2 separate regions of the Homo sapiens genome follow, and region 2 is linked to region 1. A link is an interaction called in ENCODE POLR2A ChIA-PET data of the cell type or tissue named here. Cell type or tissue: GM12878. All regions are shown on one strand.

The links. ChIA-PET counts read pairs that join two places held together with the same protein. Peaks named below come from ENCODE experiments on the same cell type or tissue, not always from the same donor. Only the 100,000 strongest peaks of a DNase experiment are listed, where the experiment ranks them.
Region 2: POLR2A ChIA-PET joins it to region 1 with 15 read pairs; 3 of 35 experiments call an interaction of 5 or more read pairs at or near these places.

The regions. Positions count from the first base shown.
Region 1 is chr5:159,008,241-159,016,240 of GRCh38, reverse strand. The region is part of intron 6 of EBF1 (EBF transcription factor 1); the gene reads left to right. Among named protein-coding and RNA genes, the nearest start is that of EBF1, 88 kb to the left of the region's middle. In GM12878, no CTCF peak of the experiment used is centred here; a DNase peak (open chromatin) is centred at 4,930; H3K4me3 peaks cover 2,183 bases; H3K27ac peaks cover 2,653 bases.
Region 2 is chr5:158,918,451-158,926,450 of GRCh38, reverse strand. The region is part of intron 6 of EBF1 (EBF transcription factor 1); the gene reads left to right. Among named protein-coding and RNA genes, the nearest start is that of EBF1, 180 kb to the left of the region's middle. In GM12878, no CTCF peak of the experiment used is centred here; DNase peaks (open chromatin) are centred at 2,376 and 4,812; H3K27ac peaks cover 2,849 bases.

The DNA.
Region 1 (8,000 bases):
ATTCAAGTCCAGGAAATGTTATTGCTTTACTTTCTAGGGACTAGGTTCTGTATGGAATGTTTGTACAGACATCACCTCTTTTAATTCTCACCTCATGAAACACATCTAGTAACCTCTACTGAGGTTTTATGTGCTTAATCTTAAGAGAGGCAAGGAGGAACACTTGACAGTCTCTACCCACCTCCAGACATGCTAAGGATTTAACAATTTTCTTAAAGACAGGATAGTTAGAGTGCCCAGATATGGGCATATGGATTTTCCTTTTGTTCCTTTCTTTGGTCCAGCTCAGTGGTGCTCAAATTTTAGTAGGCTGTAAACACAAATCCACATGTGTGGTGTTTTATGGGTAATCTAAGTGATTTTCAAGGGTAGTTTTGACTACACGTGATTTTTGCTTTTCAGGCTAAGTCTAGGACCCGACTTTGTGGCTAAATGGAACTCGTTTAAATGTGTACAAGTTCTTAGAGCACAACTCCAGGTGGTTGGACACAAAGATGCGGACCGTATAGCCACTGTCCCCAGTGCTTACAGAATAATGTGTGTTCTTCATGTGGGCTTTGGTGGGATGGGGAGAAAACCCACTGAAGTTTAAATAGTCTCAGTGTTCCTGAAGTTAAGGAGCAGAGGTCTGGCCTGGCATGGGGAGGCATTCTTTGGAAATGGAGGTGGCAGCAGACAGGCATCCTGAAGAGAACAGCCCGGCCCAAGACAACTTCCCAGCCTGAGGTTCAGGTCCTCCAGGTATTTGGCTTCACTTCAGCCACGCTCACCTTATCTCTAGAAGTTGCTTCAAGATCAGCTCCAAGCTGAGTTCCTGCAGCTTCCAAGAGTGTCAGTTATGAGGCCCTCAACCTTAAGTATAGCTGGATGTTGGAGCTTCCTGGTTGTTGCAGGGAATACAGTGAAATTCATCCATTTAGTGGGAGTTCACCATGAGTTCTGTTGTGCGAGGAACTTAGTGGCAGTAGCTGACATTGAGGGTTTATGATATGCCAGGGACTGTGCTACATATTAAAGTTACATCCTATTACATTTAATTCATGCAATACTCTGAGGTAGGTTTTACTCATCCTCTTTCACGGATTAGAAAATTGAGAGAGATTAAATCATTTGCTCAGTGTTCCATGCCTTTCTTTAGGTGACTGCATCAGCCATAGTTAGATTCGGCTGCAAGTGAGGGAGCCTCTGGCCCTACCCAAAACAAAACAAGAGTGGCCTAAATAAGGCAGAAGTTTATTACTCTCACATAAATTAAGCCTGGAAGTAAGCAGCCTAGACCTGAGGTGGAAGCTCTTTCCCCCAAAGCCCTCCAGCCAGGTTCCCTCTAGCATATTCTTCTGCCATCCCTAGAGGGTGGTCTCATCCCTGTTCTCCAAGATGGAGCTGTAGCCATTACAGCAATATTCCTAGCAGCAGAATGGAGGAAGGAAAGGGGCAGGGCAGACCCTTCCTCTTAATGATACGGCTTGCATATTACAGATAGCACCCTGCTTTCATCTCATTGGCCAGGAATTGGTCACATGGTTACCTAGCTTTAAGGAAGTTTGAGAAATACAGTTTTTATTATGGGCAGCCATGTACTCAAATAAACATTGAGGATGTTATAACTTCATATGAAAGAGCAAAGAGATATTTGGGGTCAGCAATAGACCTTGTCACCATAGTGACTTTGGGCAAGTCACTTAGATTCCTCTTGCTTTTTCATCTATAAAATGAAAATGATGATTACTTGTTCTCACTTGTGCCTCATAACACTCCTGGAGTTAGGATAACTCTAGTTAGGGGTGTCATGAGGAGTAAGTGAGACTTTGGAAAGCATTTAGCATAATGTCCTATAGTTGGCATCATTTAAAACATAGCTCTTTTTAATTAAAACATGGCAAAGCCTTCCGTATTTCTGTTAATTTTGGGGACATGGTAACATAGTCACTAGAGAAACATGCTTGCTTTCTATATTTTCTCCTTCGTGATCTGTTTTCACTATTAAATAATACTTTGGAATCTTCTGCCTGCCATGTAACTTTAGTTTAATATCTATTTTTCTGTCAGGCTGAGGTGGTAAGATTCACTGATCATGAAATTTTAAAAGTTTGAAGAAGAAATAATAAAAGATAATGTTGACTTTCTTTCTCTTTCTGTTGATACTCTCACAGATGGTTCCTTTCTCTGTAGAACTCAATTTTATGTTGTGTGCTTAGGAAGCCCAATGTTGATGTAACTATAATTTAAAATAATTTGGAACTTACCCTTTAAAGGAGTGGGCTAATTGGGAAATTTCACATCTGGATCTATATTTATATCTATCCAGGTTACCACTGTTTTAGATTGGCTTAGGAGAGAGGCATACTTTTTCAGCCAGAAGTTGGAACTCTTCTTTGGAGCGCTGAAAAGTGGTGTTAAAATTGAACACCTTTGCTTGGGAGGAGTGTGAGCTGGAAGGATAGGTGTGCATGGGACAGAGAGTGTTATGCCTTCAGTTTGGATCAGTCTCAAGGTGTTAGTACAGCCGATAGGGATGGGTGGGGGTGTTAAGCTAAAGTCCTTATTGGTTTCCCACTGGATGAACCCATCTGGATCAGTCTCCACTGCACCACCACAGGGCTCCAGTGGTCTGATCTTCTGCCTCACCAGCCTCAGCCTGGATCTCAGGCACAGCATTGTGGGCCCTCCAGCCTCATTCATGCTCCCTGTACCTTGGGGTCCTTCTGCAATTGGACCCCTCTACCTGGAGTGCCTTCCTTGCCTCTCTGCCTCTTCAAGTGTTCCTCGTCCTTCAGATGCTATTTCCAGGAAAGCCTCTCTGAGTTCCTGAGTTGTCAGGCTTCTTTGTTTTCACTCTTATAACACTGGGCCTGTGTCCTTCAGAGACATGCCTAGAGTCCTCTTAGGAGACTATTTGATTCATGCCTGCCTCCTTTAGTCTGTAAGCTCACTGAGGGCAGGGCCTGTGTCTGCTTTTGCTGACCTTCTTGTTCCCTGTGCTTGCCGTGGTGCTTCACAAATATCCGCAGAATAAACCAATTTGAAAATTCATATATTACTTATGGATCATCCTCTGGTAACTTAGAAGGGCTGCTCAAAAAGGACTTTAATATAAATATATATTTAAAGCTTAGCAGTTGCATGATGGGCACACTGGTTTGCCAGGGCTGCCATAACAAAGTACCACAGACCAGGTGGCCTAAACAGCAGAAATCTATTTCCTCACACTTCTAGAGGCCAGAGGTCTGAGATCAAAGTGCTGTTAGGGTTGGTTTCTTCTGAGGGCCTCTTTCCTTGGCTCGTAGACGCCGTCTTCTTCCAGTGCCTTTGCATGGTCTTCCCCTGGGCATGTCTGTGTTTTAATGTCTTCCTCTTATAAGGACACCAGTCATATTGGATTAAGGCCCACCCCAATGACCTTATTTAATTTTAATGACCTCTTTAAAGACCCTGTCTCCAAGGCTGGGTGCAGTGGCTTATGCTTATAATTCCAGCACTTTGGGTTGCCAAGTTGGGAGGATTGCCTGAGGCTAGGAGTTTGAGACCAACCTGGCCAACATGGCGAAACCCTTTCTCTACAAAACTCTACAAAAAAAAAGTACAAAAATTAGCAGAGCATAGTGGCTTGCCTGTAGTCCCAGCTACTCAGGAGGCTGAAGTGAGAGGATTGCTTGAGCCTGGGAGGTTGAGGATGCAGTGAGCTGAGATCTCACCACTGCACTCCATCCAGCCTGGGTGACAGAGTGAGACCCTGTCTAAAAAAAGAAAAAAAAAAAGACTCTCCAAATACAGTCACATTCTGAGGTACTGGGGGTTAGGACTTCAACATATGAATTTTGGAGTGGAATGGGACACAATTCAGCCCATGGCAGTGGCCATGATTAGACTCTTAACTAATATGGAAGCCAAATGTTCTTCAAATCACATGTCAGCATTTTCTTTTCTTTTCTTTTCTTTTTTCTTTTTTTTTTTTGAGACAGAGTCTGTCTCTGTTGCCAGGCGAGAATGCAGTGGCGCGATCTCAGCTCACTGCAATCTCCGCCTCCTGGGTTCAAGCCATTCTCCTGCCTCAGCCTCCCGAGTAGCTGGGATTACAGGCGCGTGCCACCACACCCAGCTAATTTATGTATTTTTAGTAGAGATGGGGTTTCACCATGTTGGCCAGGTTGGTCTTGAACTCTGGACCTTGTGATCCGCCTGCCTTGGCCTCCCAAAGTGCTGGGATTACAGGCGTGAGTCACTGCACCCGGCCACATGTCAGCATTTTCTAAGCAGAGACCAGGGTCATTGCAGTAAGGTCTCTCTTGGTTAGAGTGATGCAAAGCCAAGTGGCTTCCGAATGACACAGCAAGAAAGTCAAAGAAAAGGCTCCACAAAGGCTATGTGGGCCACATTAAAGCGCAAGATTTATTTTCATTATATTTTTTCTTAGCAGAACCCATCTTATCTGGTTAGACAGGCTTCTTTAGAACCAGATTTTGTTCTTTGTGACATTTGGAGTTAATATGAGGAAATGCTCTTTGTATTGCCCAGTATTGAAAATGTCAGTAAACAAACGCAGCAGTCAGAGAAGGGGGGGTTCTAACAAAAGACATTGTTTCTTGATGCAGGAGGTAACAAGAGTATTTAGAACAAAGGTTTTCTCAAAATAGGCTTTTTAGCAAACTTTGGAGCCCTGCTCTGGTACCCCACCCGCTTCCATTCTGCTGAAACAGCGATGTTGATGAAAATACTTATTATTTTAACCAGCCCCCCAAACTTACCAACACAAACACACTCTTAATTTCAGGGCTGACAGCAGGGCTGGGAAGGTCCTTATAGGATCGCAAAACAACTCGGGCAGTTGAGGGCTTCCGGCAGCCAGCTAACAAAAATATACTCTCAGAGGATGCAGCTCAGGGAGGCGTGGGACCTGCACAGCAGAGAGCCTGAAAGCTGGCCTTTCCGTTTTTTACAGAGCTTCACCCTTCACATCTGGCGGAGCTGTGACAATCAGTGTTAGACCATTTTAGAAATCAGATACCCTGGGTACCAGGAAGTTGATTTGCCTTCAACTTCCTTAAGAAAACACGCATTAATATTTAAGCTGGGTTTTCATAAAAGAAGCGTTGTGCTTGAGATGTGAAATAAAGTTAGGCGGCTGGGAAAACTCCTCCAGATACGGTGACCCTGATGCAATTCAAATCACACTCCAGATTTGAAAAGGAAAGGGAGCAGGGCTCACCCTCCCCGCAAAGTCTTTGTGGCATTTTGTATCTACTGTTTTATGGTGTGTGTCTATAATTTGCAAGGAACTGGACTTTAAGTTGTAACTTCCTTCTCTGTAAACAGAAGTTGGAGATTCACGAAGGTTACTTTCTTAAGTGATCCCAAAAAACACTGTTTATGATTTCCCCTTGGTATTGTTTCTTTGCAGCTTTTTTCAATTAAAGAGCCCTGTGGCGTACATCATCTCGTTACGGGGCTCATGGAGGCTCTTGCTGTACAGGTCCAGCCTTATGCGTTTCCCTGCCCTCCTTTGGATCTACTCCCTGTGGAGCTGACATTGAGATGGTGTCAGATAAATCAGGCAGGACAATTCTGATGGTGCCATCTTGAATGTAGTGTGACTTTAGTATGTCTCTAAAAGAGTTGTGGAGACAAATACAGTTCTTAAAGGGCGAAAGAGCTTTTTCAAAGATCAGTATAAATGGTTTACTTTAAAAATAAACATTTTAAATCACTTTGATCTTAGCTGTCCAAAAGATGCAAACTAGTCATGCTTCTGGGGGGGAGTATTTTCCGGGGTTTTAAACCTAGCATAGACCATTTCCTCTTTGTTTGCAAAAAGATAAATAATTTTTGGAACAATAGAACACAGAAGAAGCAATTGTGTAAATAGTGGACAGGTAATATACTGAAGGTGTTGCAAGAGCAGAAATTGGTTTTGCATTTGCCCATAGAGCTTTTGGTAACCTCTGTAGGTAAGGTTATTTATCCAGATCAGAATTCTGCAAACTACATTCCTCTGTCTGTGTCTGTCCACCCTCCTACTCATCTCCATCTCATCTGCGAGGATATCGTGACTTTTTTTGGTCAGATACCTTATTGAAAATTTGCCCATGACTTAGCATAACTTCTGTCTTTTGTTTCAATAATTAGACTTTACTCTTTCGGGCTGTATACTTTCATGCTCACCTGGCATCATCATTCAAATATGATTTCAGCATTAGCTTAGTACTTAAGTGTCAAGCCTGTATTTGGTATTTTGGTACAATGGTTAATATTTTGAGGATTGCCTGAATTTTAGATTTTGAGTAAGTCATACATAATTGCAAAGGGAGTAAGTTCTGATGCACTTTCAAAATCTAACCACAAATTATGCAGAGATAAAATGAAATAATTTTGAGGTTTTCCACGTTTCTTTTGCATGAAAAAACAAGTGTCAGCTATGCTAATATCACGTACTATATCATCTTTAATTTATTTTTGCTTTTTTTTTTTTTTTGAGATGGGGTCTTGCTCTCTTGCCCAGGCTGGAGTGCAGATCTCAGCTCACTGCAGCCTGGACTTCCTTGGCTCAAGGGACTCTCCTGCCTCAGCCTCCTGAGTAGCTGGGACTACAGGTGTGCACCACCGTGCCCAGCTAATTTTTTTTGCTTGTTTTTTGTGTGATGTCTAAAATAGTTATCTCCTGGATAACAGGAAGTTGTCCTCAGTAAGTCTGCCATCTTTTTCGTATTCATAGTATGAATTCTCACTCTAAAGTTTAAGGAGACATGATCATTTACAAAGATACTTTAAGACCAGGGCTGGCATAGTAAAGAAAGTGTGATATTTTATTGTTAACTGGCTTCTAGTGGCATTTCTTAAACGAGGCTCTTTTGTCAAGTTCCACACAATCACGAGGTTGAGGGTAGGTTTTGAAGGAGGAAATACTGTGCAAGACAATTTGGGTAGTTCTGTGTGGGTCTCTTAACACTATAAAACAATTAACAGAAAACATGCGCTCTTTGTTGGACAGACAGAACCACAAAGTGGACACAGGATTATCTGAATGAAGACATCTGAGTTTTAATATGAGATCTTCAACTAACAAGCTGTGTGACTTTAGGCAAGACTTCTAACTTTTCTGGGGGGTTTTCTCCTTCATAAATTAAAAAGGGCTTGGCTTGACATCAAGTTAAAAATATAATTAAAGTAAATAAAAGCAGAGCTCCTGTAGTTGAGGAGAGCATGAGGCTGGGAGAGCTTTCCACTGGCTGAGCTTCCCCCTGGCCAAGGTCAAAATCACCTCCTACTTCCAGCATCTTACATTCCTTGAGTCTAAAAGAGATAATGTTAATTAGAATTTAAACTGATAAAAGCCATTTTGACATTTTTAAAGTGTCCCTTTGCTAATATTACTTGTTATAGAGGACTTGGAAAATATGAAAATGTTTAGGCTGGGCGCGGTGGCTCACACCTGTAATCCCAGCACTTTGGGAGGCCAAGGTGGGCGAATCACGTCAGGTCAGGAGTTTGAGACCAGCCTGGTCAACATGGTGAAACCTTGTCTCTACTAAAAATACAACAACAACAAAAAAATTAGCCGGGCGTGGTGGTGCATACCTAGAATCCCAACTACTTGGGAGGCTGAGGCGGGAGAATCGTTGAAGCCCAGGAGGCTGAGGCTGCAGTGAGTCCAGATTGTGCCACTGCTGTCCAGCCTGCCTTCATAACAGAGCAAGACTCTGTCTTAAAAAAAAAAAAAAAGAAAAGAAAAAGAAAAGAAAACGTTTAAAAAGGAGACCAAAATGATTTATTCACACCAACTCCCAGATAAATGCATTTGAGGTGTATTTTCTCTTTTTCTTTTATTTTCTTTCATATCAGTCTCCTCATCTGTTTGTTAACTAAAGTGTGTGTGTGTGTGATTTTTAAAAAGATCCTCGCTATTGGATATTTTAGTTATTTCCAGTTTTTCATGGTTATAAATATCATGTGATGAACACCTTTGAATATAAATCTTCAACTGTTGCTCTGATTACAATCTTAGA
Region 2 (8,000 bases), 90 kb after region 1:
CCCGGCCAATAAGATAGTTATTTCTAATAATATACTGGGTTGGAACATTTTGACATCTAATAATCCTAATGTGTATGGTGATGTCATTGTTTCTTATTGTTACCTTCAGAATCAATATGCAAAAGTTAATATTAAATTTTGACATCACAGGGGATGCATTTATTAAGATATAACAAATGCGCTATCATTTGCTTATAAGTAGACCTAAATAGAAATGAGCTAGGGTGCTTGGTATACTTGTTGAAATACACATAGATATGAAGAGTTAGGCTTTATTATTTTTATAGAATAATAGTTATGGAAAGGATTTTTGGGGGTTTAGAAATATAACCCTTATATTAAAGGCACATTTCAATGGTGGAAGTATAAATAAAATGTATTAAGCAGGCACTATTTGCTTTTATAATTTTGTCTTGAAGTAAACCTCCAACTTTGAAGCTATTGAAAGAAATTCCTCTTGTACCATTTTGATTCATTTTCTTTTTAGAGCCCACCAAACTTTGTTCCTGGACACATGGGTAGTGGGAATAATATTGTGGACTGTTTCTGTTCTTATGTATTAGCACACTGATTCTCTTCCAAGAGCATGACCTTCTCAGTTTAAAAACAGTTGATATATTAATTAGAATTAAGTTAGGTTGTAATTAATTCCCACTCATCTCCACCCACCACACTCCTACCAAATAACAGTAGCTTAAGTAACAGAAGCTTGCTTATTTGTTTGTTTTCCTGTTTAGGAAATCTGGAGATGGTGCAGTGTGGGGTGTGGCTCTGTGATGTTGGGGCCCTGGTTTCTATTTTCTTCTGTTGTGCATGGCTACAATTCCCAAGGTCACCTAACCATCAGAGAGAGTTGCTGGAGCTTCAGCCTTTACCTGCACATGGTGGCCAGTGGAAGGAGGAAGGAGAGAAGAAGAGGGAGCCCTTTCCCTTTGGAGATCTTTGAGGAAGTTACACTTATCACTTCTCCATGCATCCATTGGTCAGAATTAGTCACATGGCCACAAGGGAGGCCAGGAAATCTTCCATTTATCTATCCAGTTATGCACCATTCATTTACTTAACAAATATTTATTGTATATTCACTCTGTGTTTGCTTTATTCCTGGCAATAAAGAGGTGAACAGGCAGACAAGGCCCCTATTCTGATAGCTCTTGCATCCTAGCAGGGAGCTAGACAATAAGATAAAAGTGATATGTGCTGTGAGGAAAATAAAGCAGGTTGATTTCATAAAGAGGTGATTCATGGCCACCGATAGGGATTACTTTAGATTGGGCAGTGAGAGATTCCCTTTCCAGAAAGGCGACCCAGCTGGTGAATGCATTGATTTTGGGTGTGAGGAGAACTATTTCAGGCAGTGGGAACAGCATGTGCAAAGGCCCTGAGATTGGGGTGAGTTTAGTTTATTTGAGGAACAGAAAGAAAGCTGCACACAGTGGCAAGAGATGGCTGTAGAGGAGTAGGCAGGAGTGGGGCCATGCTAGAGATTGGATTTCCTTCTAAAAGCAGCAAAAACCATTTAGAGGGGAGGCTAAACTACAGAAAGGAAGGATGGGCACGTGATTCAGTTTATCTTTTTTTTTTTTTTTTTTTTTTTTGAGACAGAGTCTCGCTCTGTTGCCCAGGCTGGAGTGCAGTGGCGCGATCTCGGCTCACCACAAGCTGCGCCTCCTGGGTTCACGCCATTCTCCTGCCTCAGCCTCCGGAGTAGCTGGGACTACAGGCGCCCGCCACCACGCCCGGCTAATTTTTTTGTATTTTTAGTAGAGACGGGGTTTCACCGTGTTAGCCAGTATGGTCTCGATCTCGTGACCTCGTGATCCGCCCGCCTCGGCCTTCCAAACTGCTGGGATTATAGGCGTGAACCACCGCACCCGGCCCAGTTTATCATTTTTAAAAGATCATTCTGAATGCCACATGGAGAAAGGTGTAGGAAACAGACCTATGATGCTGCCTCACTCAGCTGTGGCTGGTGTGGGGAGAGAAGGATTTGCCCTCTGCATCTATGTCTATGTTGAACAAATGAAGGAGATTTTCTTTGTCCAGTGGCATCCAGGGATTTGTGTTCTGCCAGGACCTTACGATGTGGCTTTTGCAACACACTGAAAGGACCTGCATGTTACAGAGACATGAGGGAATTGCGTGGAAAACCTCCTTCCACTCTGCAGCATCTGGCATGAGGAAGGTAGTGAGCTTTCACAGCGAAAAGGCAGAAAGACTGCAGGTGAAATGGAACAACAGCCCACCACGTAATTTGCCTTCTCGGCAAATTGTTTACCCATCATGGGGCAGAGCTGATGTAGATGGGCTGCCTGAGCCCCAGGGTGAACCCAGGAGTGGAATGCTAGGGGATAAAAAGTTAGATGACTAAAAACTTTGTCTTGTCATTCTCACAAGGGACAATGTTTTGTGAATAACACATCTGAGCTGCGGAGAAGGTCTCAAGGGCTTAAAACTAGTGATTAAAACAGTACAACTCTGTGTGAATGTAGTTTCAAGTAAGACCATTAAAATGTTGCTGTACCCAAAAAAGGCTAAAAGAAAGAGGCAGTAAACAATGCCCAGGTTTGGCTTTTGAGCTCAGAGGTAATTGCTTTTGAATCTTCCTTTTGACTGGTCCATCACTAGTTCACGAAATTTGAGATTTGTTGATTCAGAATCATTGAGACTTGGATCTGAAAGGGACCTTACAGTGAAATGGGCTGGGCACTGGTTTTACACATGGGTACAATTTGAGACCCAGAAGAGGCGTGGCTTGTCCAGTTTCTTGATTTAAGCTATTTCCTCTAGAGCAGACTTAAGGAAACTAATAGTATATCCCTTTGGTATAACGTGGCTTTTTTCAAATCCCACCTCCCGCCACCCAGCACTTTCATTCTTTGCCCGATATTGCAGAAGCTCAGCAGAGCTACATGGCTTCAACAAAACTAAATTTCCTGTTTTGTAATAAAATTGATGGAGCGATCTGAGACCCACCCTCCATAATAAGGCAAAATTTCTTAAAATATTTTGAAAGTGGCAATATTTTCTCTAAGGAATAACTGAAAGATGGATTCATTTTCATCATTAAATATGGGATGAGAATGCCAGATAAGTTTTAATCTGTAATTTTAAGAGAAGGAGAGAGAGGAGGAGATGATTTTTATGGATAAAGTAAGGTTGGGGATATACTTTGAAAAGGAAGCTTTTCAGGCAGCTGTTAAAATCTTTAAAAAAATTTTACCCCCATTGGAAGGGTGTTACTTATCACCTGGACCTGGAGAATTTTAGAGCTTTAGGAATAAACTGACAGTTCTCTGATTCTGAGCAGTCTAGCTTTGCTTTGATGAAGAGGCTAACGCTCTTCCTGGGTTTTGCTGGAAAGCCCCAAGGCCTTCGGGCTCCACGGAGGGGCTTTCTGCGTTCAAATCGCCCCTCCTGCTAATAGACCACCTAATTGGCTAATTGTAGGCTCAGCCATTCATTTCGGCTGCAATTAGCCACTTACTTCTTACTTTGCAGATACAAGTGGCCACTTGAATTCTCAAAAAGTCCATTGTGAATTCAGTTATTTGTGTGTCTCATTCCACCTGGACAGAGAGTGGTTAGAAAAAAGAGTAAAATAAAATAAATGATAGTCCTTGAAATAAAATCCCTCTGAAATCTGGCTCAGGCTTTCTCAATTCTGAAGTGACAATAACCTGAACAGTTCTTTTTTCAAAAAATGCACATTAAACATAAGACACACATATATCCCAGTAACTGGAGACTTAATTTTTCTCTTAGTGTCCATAATGTAGAGCAAGACATACCCACCTGCTGTTTTTCAGCTTCTTAACTTTCCGTAAATCTACTTTTCCAACCCTTAGATCTGCTGTGTGTAATTTAATTGGCTACTGTACCTTTCTGTATAAAATGAATGTGCTAATTTCTAGAGTGATGCATTAATTCTCTTTGTTATCCACAAAATTCTGGAGAAATGGAAGATCTATTTTAAATGTCTGCCCCTTGCTGACTCTGTCTTCCAGCAAAGTGGAAGAACTATTGTTTTCCTACACCCTTTTGATGTGGTCGGTTATTGTTATGTTGGGTCAAAGGGACTTACCTGGGGGATGACAGATGCAGACACTCTGCCACCAGCTTCCTTAGAAGTGCACAATAGCAACCAAATCAAATCACTGAGAGGATACTGGGTAGAAAGTTGCTTTTGGGGAGAATTCTAGGAAAGAGAAGACTGTGACCTCTGTTACTGCACAATGTCAAGGACAGATGGGAAGAAGGTATGAATCAATATATGTCAACGGCACAGATGGTATAGCCATACAGTGTCCACATCCTGATTTTCTATCCCCTGAAACTGAAATTAATAATGCCTTCATTATAGGCAGTAGCTGCCAAGCAGCTGAGAGAACCCAGCACAACTAAGAGCACTGCTCTGAGCAAGGTGTTTGAAACAGGAGTTTTCGCTGTCTGTCTCTGTCTCTCTCTCTCTTTTAGAAGATTAGGAATGCTATGGATCGTGAGGCAAAAGGGAATCATCTTTTGATGCTGAGTTTTACAGGTTCAATAAACCAAAGATAGAGCAACTGTGGTTGCTTCGTGCTTTGCAATATGTTTGTGCCAGGGAATCTTTCCCCAGGTTCTGGCCATGTCATAAGGGAGAGGGTTAACTTTGCTGTGCCAATTATTGGGCTTGCGGTGTTGAAGATCTCAGACCAGGGTTGGAAGTGGAGTGCAAAGTAAAAATAAGCAACCACAAACCGCCAAAACAAGTATTGGTACATCTCTACAAGCTCCGGCTGGTAATGATGAATTCAGTATTCATCACATGGACTAATTAATGCACGCTAACACAGCCCAGTGCAATTTGCGAGTCACAGATTGCATTAGGTGATACAAATGACTCATTTGTGAACCTGAAGGATGACCTTTGGCAGGACTATCTGCTGACCTCAAAAATATTAAAGAAAGGTTATTTCACCTTGCCATTGTCTCCAAATGCCAAAATAGCCCAATTAAAAACCTTGACTTGGAACCATAGGAGCAGATGCGAGTCCTAAAGGGCATTAATTATTTTCAGTGTCAGCTGGTTGTATAACTGAGGCCAAATGAGAGTTTGGAAAGCTATTAAGGCAGTGTATTATATGCACTGGGTCTAAGATTTGAATTCAGAATAAGGTGTAGATTTCATCTATTTAGGCAAGCTGTATAGAATTTGTGCTGGCTGTCCTGTTAAGGATTAAGGGCTAACATAGGCGAAACGAAGCTCATCACCCTTGCTGGGTTCTTCCCTCTGTAATCATTCATCTATTTTCCTAAGTCTATTTGCAGAACCATCATTAGTTACCATATTGTGAGGTCAAACGCATAAACGTGTGCAGCATTAGCTTGCTTCCAAGTGGACTTTTCTCCCTCTCTACAAGTCTAAGCACTGCAAATGATCCTGTACTATTTCCACCCCCAAATGTGGTGACAGATGAAGATATGTACCCAAGCTAGGTTCCCATATGGCTAATTTCTACATTTGTTTTAACAACATGCAGATTTTTAGGCAAATTAAAACACAGGGACTTCCATATTCATGGCATCCTCTCCAGTGCTGTCATCCCTTCCACCAAGTGGGTTTCAGGGAGTCACGCTGGTGCCAGAGCCTGCACTAAAAGGAAAAGGGGCAAGCATATCTATGAGGTGTGATTGACTCACAAGAGTTCCTGTTAAAAAAAAATGGAGCCAAGTGCAGTGGCTCATGCCTATAATCCCAGCTACTTGGGAGGCTGAGAAGGGAGGATCATTTGAGCCCAGGAGTTGCAGGCTGCAGTGAGCTATGATTGCACCACTGCACTCCAGGCTGGGCAACAGAGCAAGACTGTGTTTCTTTAAAAAAAAAAAGAAGAAAGAAAAGTTCCCTTGGCATTGCCTGCTGCACATGCCTTTCAAGTCACTAACTTTTACTGTGGACACTGGCCACCAAGGCCTGCCATGTGTCCAGTAGGTACAAAGCAGAGGTATTGGAGGGCAGGGAACGACATATTCTTTTCAGCCTCTTTAGAGCTGAAGTTTCAGATTCTGGTTCACCTTCACATCCAGTTGAAAGGGATGGAAAAGGTAGAACAATATGATAGGAAGTCCAGGGGTTTGGGGACCAGACAAATCTGGGTTTGGATCTCAGTTTGGTTATTTAGTTGCTGTGTAAACCTGAGCATGTCCCTAACTCAGCTTCAGCATCCTCACCTCAATCATGATACCTGATAGGATTGTTAAGAAGATTACATTAAGCATATGTGTGTATACACACACACATACACACACACACACACATATGTATATAATGAGCACCTTTTTTGGAATACATCTTTCTAAATATTGATGATTTGTAATTTCTCATATATATATGTTGCAAGTTATGTACACATATACCTAAAGAGGTGCTAGGATATCATGGTTATTGTTATTTTTATTGTGGGGAATTTATAGACAGTTTTCAGAGATCTGATTTTTTTCCTCTAGATTTTTCTTTCTGTCCTTTTGTGGGGCTATGGGCAATGCATATAGCAGAAAAACACAGCTTAGAAATTAGAGTCCTGTCTTTAAAGCCCTGTTCAGTTGGAAAGTTGCTTAATCTTGATAAACTTCAGATTCCTATCTGTAAATTGGGATAATAATATGTACCGTCGTGTTTTTTGAGAGGATTAAATGAGATAATCGATGCATATGGTGCTTGGCATTTGGTAGGAGTTTGATCAATAAATGCAACTTTACTCTCCTTGCCCTCAGAATATTCCTATCCTTTGTCCCCACATATGCTGTTAATAAGCCTTTAGTTGAGAGAAGATGTGGTTCTGTTTCAGGTTTCCCAGGCTAGTTCCCTGGTGTTTATTTATTCAAAAAAATGAGCACCGTTGTTGGAATATGTCTTTGCTAGACATTGATGATTTGTAACTTCTCATTCTCAAAGTTGAAGGGAGATCTGCTTTTTCATTTGGTGTCTTTATGTTTCTCTGTTGTTTTCCAGCACATTATTTGGTGACATCCCATGTTATAGATTAAAATATTGCAGGCATCAAGATTGTTCTCACTGGCCTCTCAGATATGATTGGTGTTATCTATGAGATAACCCTCTCCGGGGATTTTCTCCTCTGGCTACTTAGACCACATGTTACCCAAGCAACATGAGTACCATGTTCCCCCTACAAGGTTGTTATTATTCCAAACTTCCATTTCAAAAAAAAAAAAAATCTTAATTTCATCCTAAGACCCTCATAAATGCCAGCAGCTGATGAAAGCAGGTTTGTTTCTTGCTCTTTGGGAGGTGGCCACCCATGTCAGCACTGGAGAGTGTCTGCACATCCTCGCAGGCCCAACAAGTGCTAAACAGATGGAGTGAGTTCAGAGCTGAATTACCAAGGAGAAAATTCTGTTCTTTCACCAAATGTGATTTTTAACAGCCATTTGCAAAGAACTCTAGGCCATGGAATATTGGAAGGGTTGGCTTCATGGATAATGAATGCCTTAGTTGAAAGCCCATTCAAACTCTGTCAGCAGCTAATTTCTATATATAAGCCCTCCCTTAACCTAAATTTCAAGAAAGCAAGCATGCATTTCTGAATGCATGGGCTGACTTTGTACCAGAACGGAGCTTCCTATTGGACAGTAACTTGCCCTAATTTTGGTATGCCTTGCCCAGCACACAGGATGCTGCTCTGAGTATTTGGTAAATAAATAATAACTTCAGTGTTAGTCCATTCTCTCCAGAGATGAACCAATGTAAAGTAAGGGTAAGTGTGGGGAGTGGAGAGAGATGGGTGAGAGGTGGGTTTAGTTACATGAGCCCTCAGATAACCTTATCATAAAGTGGCTTAACTATACACACAGTGTTCCACTGAGGGATCAGTAAATTATTAAATCTCAGTTTCTCAGTCTTTCTGTCTTAGTCTCAATCTCTTTATCTCTTACTAATTCTCTGTCTCGTAACACTAATGGTAATCCATTCTTCCCCAGTATCAGTTCTCAAGCCTTAGCTC